Linked DNA regions of Homo sapiens: region 2 is linked to region 1. A link is a contact called in ENCODE Hi-C data. All regions are on one chromosome and are shown on one strand. The core of a region is the stretch at or near the end of the contact, and the rest is flanking DNA. Distances in the headings are between cores, read along the strand shown.

Region 1 (6,748 bases), core at 1,075-3,574:
TTGGGAGGCTGAGGCCAGTGGATCATTTGATGTCGGGAGTTCGAGACCAAACTGGCTAGCATGGTGAAACCTCATCTTTACTAAAAATACAAAAAAAATTAGCCGGGTGTGGTGGTACTCACCTGTAGTCCCAGCTACTCAGGAGGCTGAGGCAGGAGAATTGCTTGAACCCGGGAGGCAGAGGTTGCAGTGGGCTGAGATCACGCCACTGCACTCCAGCCTGAGGGACAGAGTAAGGCTCCATCTCAAAAACAAAAACGAAAAAATCCCTCCCCCAGCAGCCCACGAGTGGCTGGAGTAGGCTCTGAAAGGGCCGGCCTTTCTCCTGTCTTGAGCTTTAAGTTTCTCCCAGGGGAAGTCAGTCAATCGCATTTCCTGTAACAACCCTGGGCCACCTGCTTTTCTCCCTGCAGCAAGGTTTTGATTAAGGGCTGCTCATCCTCCCAAGTCGGTGGTACCAGCTCACCTGGTGGATGGGCTCCTTCCTTTTTATGCCAAGAGTCTCTGATGCCTCCTTATTTTCCACTTGGGAGAAATGTTTCAGTTCACAGGTGGAGAAGAAGGTCTTCCTTAGTGGGATCCCAGTGCCAGAGCACCAGGCCCACTGGCCTGGAGAAGATTGAAGGGAAGGTTGGACCAATAAGCTGCGAACAAAGGTTGTGGGTGCAGACAGGTTGGCTCTTACAGTCGAGATTCAGCCTCTGGACTGCTGCTGGGGGAGTGGGGGCTTCGTTGGGCTAAGGCTTGGGGTGATGGCTACAGGGACACCTCCGACACTGGTGGTCACAATGAGAGGGCTGCCCACTGCTCTCATCTAATAAGCCAGGCGAGTCCAACACTGGGGATAGAGATGTCATTTGAGAGGCCTCCCCCACCCACATCCCTACCCCATCCCTAGTATTCTCTTCTTTCCAGCAGGTTAGACAAGTTCAGCCACATTTTGGCTTTCAAGGCTCAAATGGAAGAAAACAAAAATTCCCCAGGGCACGGTGGCCTGAGATGTCTAGATTCACATCCAGAACCCTTTCTGTGGGAAGGGAACTCCTGGCTTCCTTTCATCAGCACTGGCTCACCAAGTCCTGCGTGGCCAGAACTTGGCAGGTTGCCATGGATACCTGGAAGTGCTGTCCCAGCAGACAGCAGAGGCTTGCTGGGGCCAGGAGAATGTGGGGGCACCTGAACTGCTGGCCAGAAAGGCTAGATAAACAGGCCCCCCTGCCACCCTCATTTTGATCAGACCCCCTCCACCAGTCTCCTAAAACAGGGCTTTCCAAACTTTACCGGGCACAGGAATCCCCCTCTCCGCCGACCTAGTTAAAATGCAGATGCTGGCCGGGCGCGGTGGTTCACGCCTGTAATCCCAGCACTCTGGGAGGCCGAGGCGGGTGGATCACAAGGTCAAGAGATCAAGACCATCCTGGTCAACATGGTGAAACCCCGTCTCTACTAAAAATACAAAAAATTAGCTGGGCATGGTGTAGTCCCAGCTACTCAGGAAGCTGAGGCAGGGGAATCGCTTGAACCCAGAAGGTGGAGGTTGCAGTGAGCCAAGATTGTGCCACTGCACTCCAGCCTGGGCGACAGAGTGAGACTCCATCTCAAAAAAAAAAAAAAAAAAAAAAAAGCAGATGCTGATTCAACAGGTCTGGGGCGGGGGGTAGAAGGCGCTGAGATTCTGTTTTCCTAACGAGCTCTCAGGTACTGCTGCTGGTCCACCGGCCACACTGAGTAGCCAGGGCCTAAACTGAGTCCTGGTGGGTTTCAGAAACCTCAGCCAGATTCTGAAGGTCCCATTCCTGGACCCACTGCCTTAGGCCACCACTACCAGCCCTAACCCCAGTGGGAACCTCTTGCCTTCTTGTAGTGGAAGGACTCTCTCCAGTCCGTTTTTGTATCATTCACCATCAACCACTTCAAAGAAAGGAAATCAGCAGCCGGCATTTTGGGGAAACATTTTAAGCTGTCCTGTCCCTTCTCCAGCTCTCCAAGTTATATAATGCGTCCTTGTTGAAAATGCTGATAATGCTGTTTGGGTGGCAGGAAGCCAATTTCAGGCTACATATTGCTTGGGGCTGGGGCTGGGGTCAGGGAACGGGGCAGGGTCTGGGGAAGGTTTAAGGAGAGAAAGGGGCCAGGCAGATGGAGAGAGGACAGGAGGGCCAGGGTGGTCAAGGCCCGGGGATAAAGCCGATTGGTATGTCAGCAAAATCTGTCACTGGCTTTAGTGATTCGAAAGGCAGACACATTCTTTCATCTCTGTTAATCCTCATGTGATACAGAGGATTTTCCTGCCATTAAATCTGGAGAAAGAAAAATAAGCACTCAAACCTGCACAAGTAACTATTCCTCTTCACCCCTTCCTCCCGTCCCCCCACCCCCACCTTTACTTCTCTCTCAAACCATTTTCAGCATCTGTGGCTGCCTGACTTGGGAGATGGATGGGCTGAGGGAGTGGAGGGGGACCTCAGAGGAGCAGGACCAGGGAGACTCCCAGGACGGTAAGCAACATTTGAGGACCATTCACTAACGCTTCTCTGCAGGGGTTTCCTCTCCATCCATTTCCTTGCTGGGTTGTCAGTGATGCCATCTGAGTTGCTGTCAGGGCTGTAGCCTGACAAAGGGTTTCCTAATAGATCCAAACTGTCCATTTGTGGGGAGCTTCTGATTTTCTGTTGTTACTGGTTTCCCTTAGCCCAACACCAGGGTCATTAAGAAGGAAGGAATGTGAGGAAGAAAGAAAGGCAGGGCATTCAGGAAGAAGTGTGGAGGCATGGGAGGGTTCTCATGGGGCCCTCCTGGGCACTGGGTGACCTGTCCTTTCTCCCCTCAGGTAGGGGTCCCACGGCTGGGTGGTCCTAAGCCACTGGGTGGATGAAAGGCCGAGGGATGTTGGTCCTGCTTCTGCATGGTGAGTTCTCCTGCCGGTGGGTGCAAGGGTTGGGAAGAGGGGTGGAAGCCACAGAGCTTCTGCCCAAAGAGTCTTTAAAGTGGCTTCTGGGACAGCGGTATCTGGACACTTCTGATCAGGTTTCACTGACCCTGTGATCGTGGGGGAGGGGATAGAGAAAGCAAGAAAACAGCAGGTGGTGGGGATTTTTGTTTCCTAAAAACAAAACTCCTGAGCCGAATATATGAAATAGTCCTCTTGGTGATTTTCTTATTCTAATTTCAGATATGAATTCATTGGTGTGATAACCAAAAGCTACAGTGCTACAGTGTTTTTTTGTTTTGTTTTGTTTTTGGAGATGGAGTCTCGCTCTGTCACCCAGGCTGGAGTACAGTGGTGCGACCTCGGCACACTGCAAGCTCCGCCTCCCGGGTTCACGCCATTCTCCTGCCTCAGCCTCCCGAGTAGCTGGGAGTACAGGTGCCCGCCACCACGCCTGGCTAATTTTTTGTATTTTTAGTAGAGACGGGGTTTCACCATGTTAGCCAGGATGGTCTCGATCTCCTGACCTCGTGATCTGCCCGCCTCGGCCTCCCAAAGTGCTGGGATTACAGGCGTGAGCCACCGTACGGTGGTTTTTTCTTTTCTTTTCTTTTCTTTTTTTTTTTTTTTGAGACAGAGTCTCACTCTCGCCCAAGCTGGGGAGCAGTGGCATGGATCTTGGCTCACTGCAACCTCCGCCTCCCGGGTTCAAGTGATTCTCGTGCCTCAGCCTCCTGAGTAGCTGGAACTATAGGCACCTGCCACCACGCCCAGCTAATTTTTTGTATTGTTAGTAAAGACGGGGTTTCGCCATATTGCCCAGGCTGGTCTTGAACTCCTGACCTCAGGTGATCTGCCTGTCTCGGCCTCCCAAAGTGCTGGGATTGCAGGCATGAACCACCGTGCCCAGCCTACAGTGGTTTCTAATCACATTATTTTAAGCTCATTTAGTTAAAAACAAAAGTCCCTTTAAAAAACCACCTTCCTAAAGGAAAAAGAAAAAATGAAAAATGCCTTGGAATTATAGGATTATGGATATTGAAGTTATTTTTCAAAGTTTCTCGCTCTGTTATGTGCACTTTAATATACCAAGAAGACTCGTTATGAAATATTTTCCCTGGCTCTAGCTGTTCCAATCTGACTGAGATAGCCCAAGGAAAAATCCTTTAAATTCTTCAGTAAATGATTCTACACAAAGAATCTGTTTTTTTCTGACCCTCAAGTGAATTTAATTATTTGAGATATGATGATCTATGTAATAGACCTCTGTATGCGATGCTGATAGAGAACATTTTACCAGATCATCTAAAACAGGAGTAATGGAGTTTTCTTCCTCTTTATTCCACCTTTTCAAAAACCGGAACTTGCTCTGTTCAGTCAACCAACAGGCATACACTGTGTGCCTTCAAAACGCTCGAGAGATATTTATGAGGGATATAATAGCATGCTCTTTGTCTTTGAGAAAATTCTTTTATAAGAGATTCAATAAATAAGCAATAAAAAAAATTGGAGCAAGGCACGTGGAACACTGTGATAAATAGGACATGACTTCCTACCTCGAAGAGGTTCTAAAGAACAGAGGTTGATATTTATATAATTACTAACAGTCAACTTCTTGCCATTCCTCCTACCTTGAAAAAAAAATGAAACTTGATTGACTCATTGGGGCACAATGTTTGCTTCCAACAGCCAGTATCATTTTAAACGTGCACCAAAAGCTCTACCGTTCCTCACAGAAAGCAGACCGTATTCATAGCCTGCACACTTCAAAACAGGAACTGTCCCTGCTACAGAAACCCGAAATATATCCAGACTTCTTGTGACAAGTTGGAGAGCTCAGCGGTGACATCATTTGCTAACAATAGATGCACTTAAAATTAATGACCATCTCCACATCCCCTGGCACTTTAATTTAAAACACACTCTAGCAAGCACAGAGAATATTTCTCTGACTGCGAGTCACAAGCAATACGGACAATATGTTCCCGAGAAGCAGGCAGGGATAGTGCTCTACCTCCTTGGCCAGAAAGAAAATGACTAAGTGAGCCTCACAAAACAACACCTTGGAGAAATCAGAAGTGGCTCGCAGCAGGGAAATTTGGGGCAAGAGAAATTCTCCTCTGGACACACAGGGCTCCTGGAAGTGCCCCACTTCTCAGATGCATAAGTGCAAATACCTCCACCTCCTCCCCCCATGTTAACCCCTGGGGTCTTCCCGCTGTTCACAGCATAATATCTGAAACCCTTAACTTCTTTTACAGGGTCTTTCACATGTGACTTCCTCTACACTGAGTCTTCAAAGAGAGTCAGGGGTTGTGTGTTTGTGTTTTTTGTGTGTGTTTCTTTTGAGACAGGGTCTCGCTCTGTTGCCCAGGCTGGAGTGCAGTGGCATGATCTCAGCTCACTGCAACCTCTGCCTCCCGGGTTCAAGTGATTCTCGTGCCTCAGTCTCCAGAGTAGCTGGGATGCGCCACCACCACACCTGGTTAATTTTTGTATGTTTAGTAGTGATGGGGTTTCACCATGTTGGCCAGGCTGGTCTTGAACTCATGGCCTCAAGTGATCTGCCTGCCTTGGCCTTCCAAAGTGCTGGGATTACAGGTGTGAGCCACCGTGCCCCACCAAGATTTGCATTTTAAAGGAAGTCTATAGGAAAATAAAATCACAATGAGGTGCCACTCACACAGCTAGAATGGCTACATTTTTTTTTTTTTTTGAGACAGGGTCTCACTCTGTCGACCAGGCTGAAGTGCAGTGGTACTATCTCGACTCACTGCAACCTCTGCCTCCTGGGTTCAAGTGATTCTCATGCCTCAGCCTCCTGAGTAGCTGGGATTGCTGGCGTGAGCCACCACACCTGGCTAATATATATATATATATATTTTTTTTTTTTTTTTTTTTTTTTTTTGGGTATTTTTAGTAGAGAGGGGGTTTCGCCATGTTGGCCAGGCTGGTCTTGAACTCCTGACCTCAAGTGATCTGCCCACCTCGGCCTCCCAAAGTGCTGGGATTACAGGTGTGAGCCACCACGCCCAGCCATAATTTTTGCATTTTTAGTAGAGATGGGGTTTTGCCATGTTGGCCAGGCTGGTCTCAAACTCCTGGCCTCAAGTGACAGGCTCAAGTGAGGCTGCCTCAGCCTCCCAAAGTGCTGGGATTAGAGGTGTGAGCCACAATGCCCAGCCAAGAATGGCTACAATTTAAAACACTGACAACACCAAATGTTGGTGAGAATGTGGAGTAACTGGAACTCCCATACATTGCTGCTGGGAATGTATAATGGTGCAACCATTTTGAAGAACTGTTTCTTAGAAAGTGAAATACATACTTATCATATAACTCAGCCATCCCACTCCTAGATAAATGAGAAACAAAAACACATGTCACAGCTTTAGTCACGATAGGCTGAAACTAGAAGCAATGCAAATGTCCATCAACAGGTGAGTGAATAAACAAATTGAGGCACCTCTATCCAGGGAAATACTGCTCAGCAATAGAAAGGAATGATCAACTGATATTCATGACCACATGGATGAACTTTACAGAAGGTTGTGCAAAATAAGCATTTGATTTCATTTCCTTTTGAGACAGAGTCTTGCTCTGTCGTCCAGGCTGGAGTGCAGTGGTGTGATCTTGGCTCACTGCAACCTCCGCCTCCCGGGTTCACGTGATTCTCGTGCCTCAGCCTCCTGAGTAGCTGGGATTACAGGTGCCCCCCACCATGCTCTGCTAATTTTTGTATTTTTAATAGGCATGGGGTTTTGTCATGTTGGCCAGGCTGTTTTCGAACTCCTGACCTCAGGTGATCCACCTGTCTCG
Region 2 (6,662 bases), core at 1,981-4,480, 480 kb after region 1:
GCTGTCAAGGTCCCTGCAAGAAAATCTCAAGCTAATTTCAATTTCCAGATCAATATATACTAAGACAATTTACTAGAGAAACCTTCAACCTTTACTCAGATTGAGGAACACTATTATTACATTCTTTAACAATAAGGCTAGCTTGAATTCATTATTTCACATAATGGCATTTTATAATTGGCACTGACCAAGTCAGATTTTGTAGGATATGAATGAGATTTCACAGTTCATAGTAGTTAAGGTAGCCATAGAGTACCTATCACCTCAAAATTAGCTTGCTGCCCCTCTTTATGCAGCTCTGAAACAGTCAGAAAAGATGAATTTTTTTCTCCCAGGGGTGTTTCCTGAAAAATATTCTATCAATTACAAATCAGCAGAATATGGACTGTGTTAATGTGATTCTGACCATTTCTTTTTGATATCCAAAGAGATCACATCATCACCCTTCCAGACTTTAAGGAATCAGAACTAGTTACCAAAACTGATTCAGAGATGGCTATTTTACATCTTCACAATATAATTAACATTTTAATCTCACATTTTCCAATTATGACTTTGTTAGTTCATTTACATCAGCTATAACTAAGATGCAACAAACATCATTCACCCACACATACAGTCATTTGGAGGCTTTTGGGAAACACCTAATTTATCTTCACTGGGTGCTCCTAAGAATGAGGAAACCAAGGAGATTTTTGATGCATTTTTCTCTCTAGAACTGTGCTATTCACATGTGGCTACTGGGCACCTGAAACGTGGCTGGTCCGACTGGGAAACTGAATTTTGAATTGTATTTAATTTTAATTAATTAAAATTTAAATTTAGAAAAAGGTACTTGATTCGGTTATTGGAAAACTTTTATGTATATTGGGAACAACTTGGGTATGTGAATATACTTTTGCAAACGCAAATTTTATGAAACCTAAATACAGATTAAGTATTTCTGATTTTCATCAGAAATGTAGCTTAGTGTCAGAATTGAGATGTGCTATTAGTGTAAAATACACATTGGGATTTCAAAGACTTAGCATAAAAGATGTAAAATATTTCATTAATATTTTTTCATATTGATTACATGTTGAAATGTTAAGTTTGGATCTACAGGGTTAAATAAAATATTTTATTAAAATTAATTGCACCTGTATGTTTTTATTAAATGTGGCTACTAGAAAATTTTAAATTACAAATGTGGCTCATAATATATCTTTTGGACAGTGCTGTTCTAGAACACTTCCACAAGCACTTTAACAGGACACATTTGGATACTTTCCTTTTAAGTCTGGCTGGTCATGTAACAATAGGGCAAGGAGTAACATGTCCTCACATCAATTGGGTCTGAGTAAAGTGTGTAGCAAGCTCTACCCACAATTTCACCATGTGAGGCAACACTGTAATACCTCAATATGGAAAGAAAAGGAAACAAATTAGCACTCAAATTGAAATTGAGTACTGCAGACAACTTAAAAGAGATAGGGCCAACTGCTTTAAGGTCTTGGTTTCATTTCCCAACTGTGGACCTTAAAATAGACAATAAAGCACCGCTTCCAAAAAAAAAAAAAAAAAAAAAAAGAGGTAAGATATTTCAATGTTAGCTCTAGCGATCCTTATTAAGCAAAAATTTGCTCTTAAATCTTATCTCCTCAACTTCTAAAGCCGCAGAATACACGCTGTGTTAGGAAATCAACTTCAGATTGCCAGCATTTCCTTCACAAGCAAATTAGCAGGATTGTGCACTTGGAGTACTGTTTGACAAGAATGAAAAGGAAACTATTCAAAATAGATTTAAGGAATGGACAATTAGATGAGGAACTGCAGATTTAATTCTCAATCAGCACTGTGATTAATCTGATTCCCTGCTTTTCCCCAGCGTAATTATACAACACAGATGAAAGGATGAGCATTTGGACTGTCAGTTCTATATTCTAGACCAGCCCGGTGACTCAAAGCAGACGGCTCTACCACGCTAACCACCATCCCAACAACAGTCGAGGGGAGTCTCGAGCACTGATTGAACAGTCATTGCATAACAAGGCATTAAAAATTCGAATGCCCCCAACTCTTTCCACGTTCGTGTACACCAGGAGGGAATTTGCTGAAACTGAAAGCACCCCGTCTTAAATGACCCCCTCCAATCCGAGCATGGGGTGTACACAAAGGCATCTGTCTAATATCCCGCACAATAGACACACACCCCACAATTAAAACCCTGGACTCTCTCACCACACAAGCAAAGGAAATGCAAGCTGCTCTGTTTCAAAAATGGTCTATGGTACATGCAAGGTAACAATAACCCCAACTGAAGCAACTATAAAATCGGCTGTGCCACGTCCCTGTGCAACCGTCAGATAAAATGCAGGCAGCCGGCCCCACGCCTTACGGGGTGGCCAACCTCGGCTCGGTGGCCTCAATGGACCGCTGAGAACCCCCAGGCCCCCGCCTGGCAGGAGCTCCAGGTACACGTCTATAAATACTCCAGGATGAGAAGGACGAGAGGGGAAGAGGGGAAGGAGGGAGGGCAGGGGGCAGGCCCCGAGCGGGTGCGGGAAGACCGGGGCATCACTGAAATGCATTTTTCCACACTCCCGCTCCCTCGCGTGGAGACTCACTTTCCGATCACCTCGCACAGCTCGTACACATCCTCGAACAGCACGTCGTCGTCGGCCATGGTCCGGAGGGGATAGCGGCCGCAGCGTGGAGGGCTTCGAAAACGGGGGTGGGGGCGCCCAAGAGCTCAGTGCCCAGCCCCGGGATCGCCTCCTCCCCTCAGGACCCGCGAGCCCTCGGTGCCGAGGACGCTCGAGTGGGGCCGCGAGGCCCAGAGACTGCGGCGCCTTCCTCTGCAGGCGACCGCCCCGGCGCGGGCGGCGGGGCCGGGGCGCGGGAGCGAGGGCGGCCCGGGCCCGGCGCCGCCCGCCCGCCCGCTGCTTCTCGCGCTGCTCGGGCCGCGCTGCCCGGCGTGCGGATCCTCGGGGACCGCGCGGCGTCGCGCTCTCCGCTCGTCAGCCCGCGCGGGCCGCGAGGCCGCGACCGCTCCCTCTGTCCGAGGCCGGCTCCGTCGCGTCGCGGAGCAGCTCGGGCTACAGAGGGGGCCGCGGCAGGACCATGGAGCGAGGATCGCCGCGGAGGGAGGTGGCGGCGGCGGCGGATCGGCGCTGGGGACCAGGAGGCGGCGGCAGAGACGCTCCCTCCTCTTTCTCCTCCTCCCGCAGCCGCCACCGCCCGCCCGGGAGTGGGAGGGGGCTTCGCGGGACCGGCGCTCTGTGCGGGCGGGAGCCGCGGCCGCCGCCTTCTGCTCCGCCCCTACGCCTCAGCAGCCGACCGGCTCGCCAGCCCCGCTCACCCGCCTCGCGCAGACACGCCCTCCTCCCCCGTCGGCGGCGCGGCTTCCAGAACCACAGGCTCCGCCCACTCCAACCGGTCGGGAGGCGGTGGCCCAGGGAAAGGGGAGCGGGCCGAGCGGCGCATGCGCGGGGCGCCGGCCGCGTCACGGCGAACGGGCGGGCACCGGGATTCTAGAGGGCGCGGGGGGTTGAGTGGGGCGCGCCGGCTGCAGCTGCCGAGGCGGGGCTGGTTGGGGTCGTCGCCTCCGCGCCTAGCCGCGACCAAGCCGCGAAAGGGGCTGGAGACAAAAGGTCCACGGCTGCACGCTCGTTGTCCGGCAAGAGGCACGAAACTCTGGCCGCTCCCCTTTCCTTCTTTTGTAATCGCAGGGAGCCTTTCCCAGTTTTTTGCTGGGAAAAGAGGCAGGGAAAGGGTGCTAATGAATGAGAAAGCTAAAAGAGAGGTGGAGAGAGGTTGTCACTGAATCCGTGCTTGGCAGCGGATGCTTTTAGTGCTACCCTGTCATTCCTTAATGAAGATGAGGGCTGGGGGTAAGGGGAGGTCGTCCAAGAAAAGGACTAAACAAAAACTGCCTAGGAAGGTGTGCGACAGCAAACGGTCATCTATAGAGACAGCTTCTCCCACGTTCTGCCCCAAACTCAACAAATATCTATCCAGCGCCTACCCTCACTAGAGACCAACCTAGAGAGAAGCTAGGAAGGCAGGGACAAACCGTGACTTTAAGCTCATTTGTATATTGTCCTCAAACTCCCAGGACCTACTCTGCTCTCTATACTCCCTATAAATGTTAGACTTGTCAGGAACAGAATGCAACTAGAGGGAGTGCAGGCACAGGAGCAGCCAGGGAGTGAGGTTCTGGGTGTTGCCGCTGTGCTAGGTTGCATTCAATATGAAGATTTCTGTTCAACTGAGCATGTGCGGAATGAGCCAGCGCCATCAGACAGGTATATGCCTCAGTTGAAGACCAATAGTGTCTTTGTTCCTCCGCACAGCAAAAGTGCCCAATTAGTTCATAAGTCAGTTTCCAGAAATCGTCTGGTAAATTTCTCAGTGCAGTATTTTTTTTAAAAAAAGTATTTATTAATACCAAAGTGGAGGGGGTGATGTGGAGACTCACAGCCTATTTTCTCTTCAGAAACGTTTCGTGCAAACCCTTGACCACTCCCTCAAAAGGCTGAGAGATTTGCCTGCTAAGGATTTGGGTACTAAACCTTTTTTTTTTTTTTAAATGCAGATCAGAGGACAAGTGTAATTGCACACGGTTTTCCTCCTTTCTCAAAGAGCTTGTGCATTCTCTAGAGACGGGGGCTTCAGAACTTGAGAAACATTGCCTCCTTTAAGGGTCCAAGAGTTACTCACCACAAGTTGGCATGTCCAGCTCATGTCTAATGAATAAGGCGTCACTCCATTCTGCCCTGAAGTGCACAGGGACCCTCTCAAGTCACCTTGTCAGCTTCACTTCTTTTCCCCAGCCCAAGACTGAGCTATACCAAGCCTTGTCGACTTCATTTTGGGGTTTGTTGTCTTCTACAGGGACCTATGCTCAGAGGTAGAAAAGGACAATCATAAAGTAAAACAGAAAAGAAAGTGCAGGTGAAAAAAAGAGAGACAGACGATTGCAAAAATAAGTAAGTGCTCTGCTCATAGGATCACAGTTGGTTTGGATCTGGAAAGAGACTCCCTCACTTACAGATGGAAGAATGTGGTGGTTGCTCTCCCAAAAGCCATCCCACCCCTCTCCCCCACCATGGGGTAGCAGCTCTGGACTTGAGGTGAGATTGTAACCATCTTTACTGGAGAGGTGGGCTCTGATTAATTAAACTAACACATGCAGCCCCCTTGCCACAGCGATAAGCCTAATTTAATCAGCTCTTGGCACTCCCTGGTCACAAGCTTTGAGTGGTTTGAGGTCTGCCAATCAGCACAAAGCTGAGGACTTTTTCTCCTGATCTGTACTTAGATCTCCCAGTTCCCAGTGTAATATTTAGTCATATAGAAATTCTCTGCAATACACATCCCTCAGAAGTTGTACCATGTATGATGGTTAGAAGTAGATCCTCTCTGCTTCGGGGACTAAAATAAGCAAACCTTTTAAATTAATTTTTCTCTGGGTGTCTTCCAAAAATCCAATACTGTTCCAACAAATAAGCCCATGTATTAGTGAGTCAGGTGTCAATAATTTGGTTCTGTTTTCGTTTCCACAAAGAAAATGTTAAAGTAAGTGCATCTATTAGATTGTGTTCAGATGTTAGCAACTGAATATTCAACTAACAGTGGTTTAAACAAATGCAAGGGGGCGGGGTGCTCTTTTCCATGTAGCAAGGAGATGTGTGGTTATTAACATTGATCAGCTATTCAAGTGCGTCATCAGTGACCTAGGTTTATTCGTTCCACTCTGCCATTCTTGTAATGTTAGCATCTCATCCTCAGGCTTGTTGCCTCATCATTATGAGATGGCTGCTGCAATTTCAGACATTAAAGGGAGGAAGCAGGAGGGCAGTAAGGACAGGAGAGGCCTTTCTGCTCCGTCTCTCATCTATTAGGGAAAGAAAATATCTTTTTCTCATCTCACGGGCCAGGACAGAGTCACAGGCAGCAACACTTACCTGCAAGGGAAGCTGGGGACACGGATATTTGTCTTCTCCTGCCTCCTCTTGGGAGGTAGACAAGGGAGAAGTAGGGGGAAAATGGGCTTTGGTAGCAGGCTGGAGTGCAGTGGCACGATCTTGGCTCACTGTAACCTCCACCTCCTGGGTTCAAGCGATTCTTCCACCTCAGCCTCCCAAGTAGCTGGGATTACAGGCACCTGACACCATGCCCAGCTAATTTTTGTATTTTTAGTATAGGCGGGGTTTCACCATGTTGGCCAGGCTGGTCTTGAACTCCTGACCTCAAGTGATCCGCCCTTCTCGGCCTCCCAAACTGCTGGGATTACAGGCTTGAGCCACTGTACCCGGCCGATTTCTAATGCTAGGAAAATTACCAATAAAACAGTTCTACGTCTTCATCATAATGTAGCTATACCTCTAGTATATAATTGATAGGCCTTAAAAAATTCAGAAACATCTAAAACCCCACAAGGATGGAGTTGGTGCTAAACAAATTTGATTCTCAGATGTCAGTGCAAATTTTCAGTGACTTCGAGGTCTTGGACTTTCCTCACAACTGCACTAGACATTCTCAGGTTGTCGGGCTCCCACATCATTTCAGCATGACACAGACATACAAGGGAAAAACACACTCCAGAGAAATATTAGCATGAGGGCCACACACAGAGGTCAGTGTGGCACGGGGCTAATTTAGGCAATTTAGAGTTCAGC

What was found. A loop is a pair of places that touch in the nucleus more often than their neighbours do. Pooled maps may share reads with other maps.
Region 2: a loop to region 1 is called in a map of naive thymus-derived CD4-positive, alpha-beta T cell, with 7 times the contacts of the local background. The contact joins the promoter of CASK here to the promoter of NYX in region 1. A Hi-C loop is called at or near these places in 1 of 168 maps with a recorded cell type or tissue (naive thymus-derived CD4-positive, alpha-beta T cell), 8 of 37 single-sample maps with no recorded cell type and 13 of 50 pooled maps.

The regions. Positions count from the first base shown.
Region 1 is chrX:41,445,019-41,451,766 of GRCh38, forward strand. It overlaps NYX (nyctalopin), which reads left to right and starts at 2,325. Exons shown (of 3, transcript NM_001378477.3): 1 at 2,325-2,498; 2 at 2,831-2,908. The coding sequence starts at 2,887. RefSeq lists enhancers at 1-60, 211-280, 401-450.
Region 2 is chrX:41,920,324-41,926,985 of GRCh38, forward strand. It overlaps CASK (calcium/calmodulin dependent serine protein kinase), which reads right to left and starts at 3,231. Exons shown (of 27, transcript NM_001367721.1): 1 at 2,607-3,231. The coding sequence starts at 2,665. RefSeq lists silencers at 2,686-2,735, 3,006-3,585.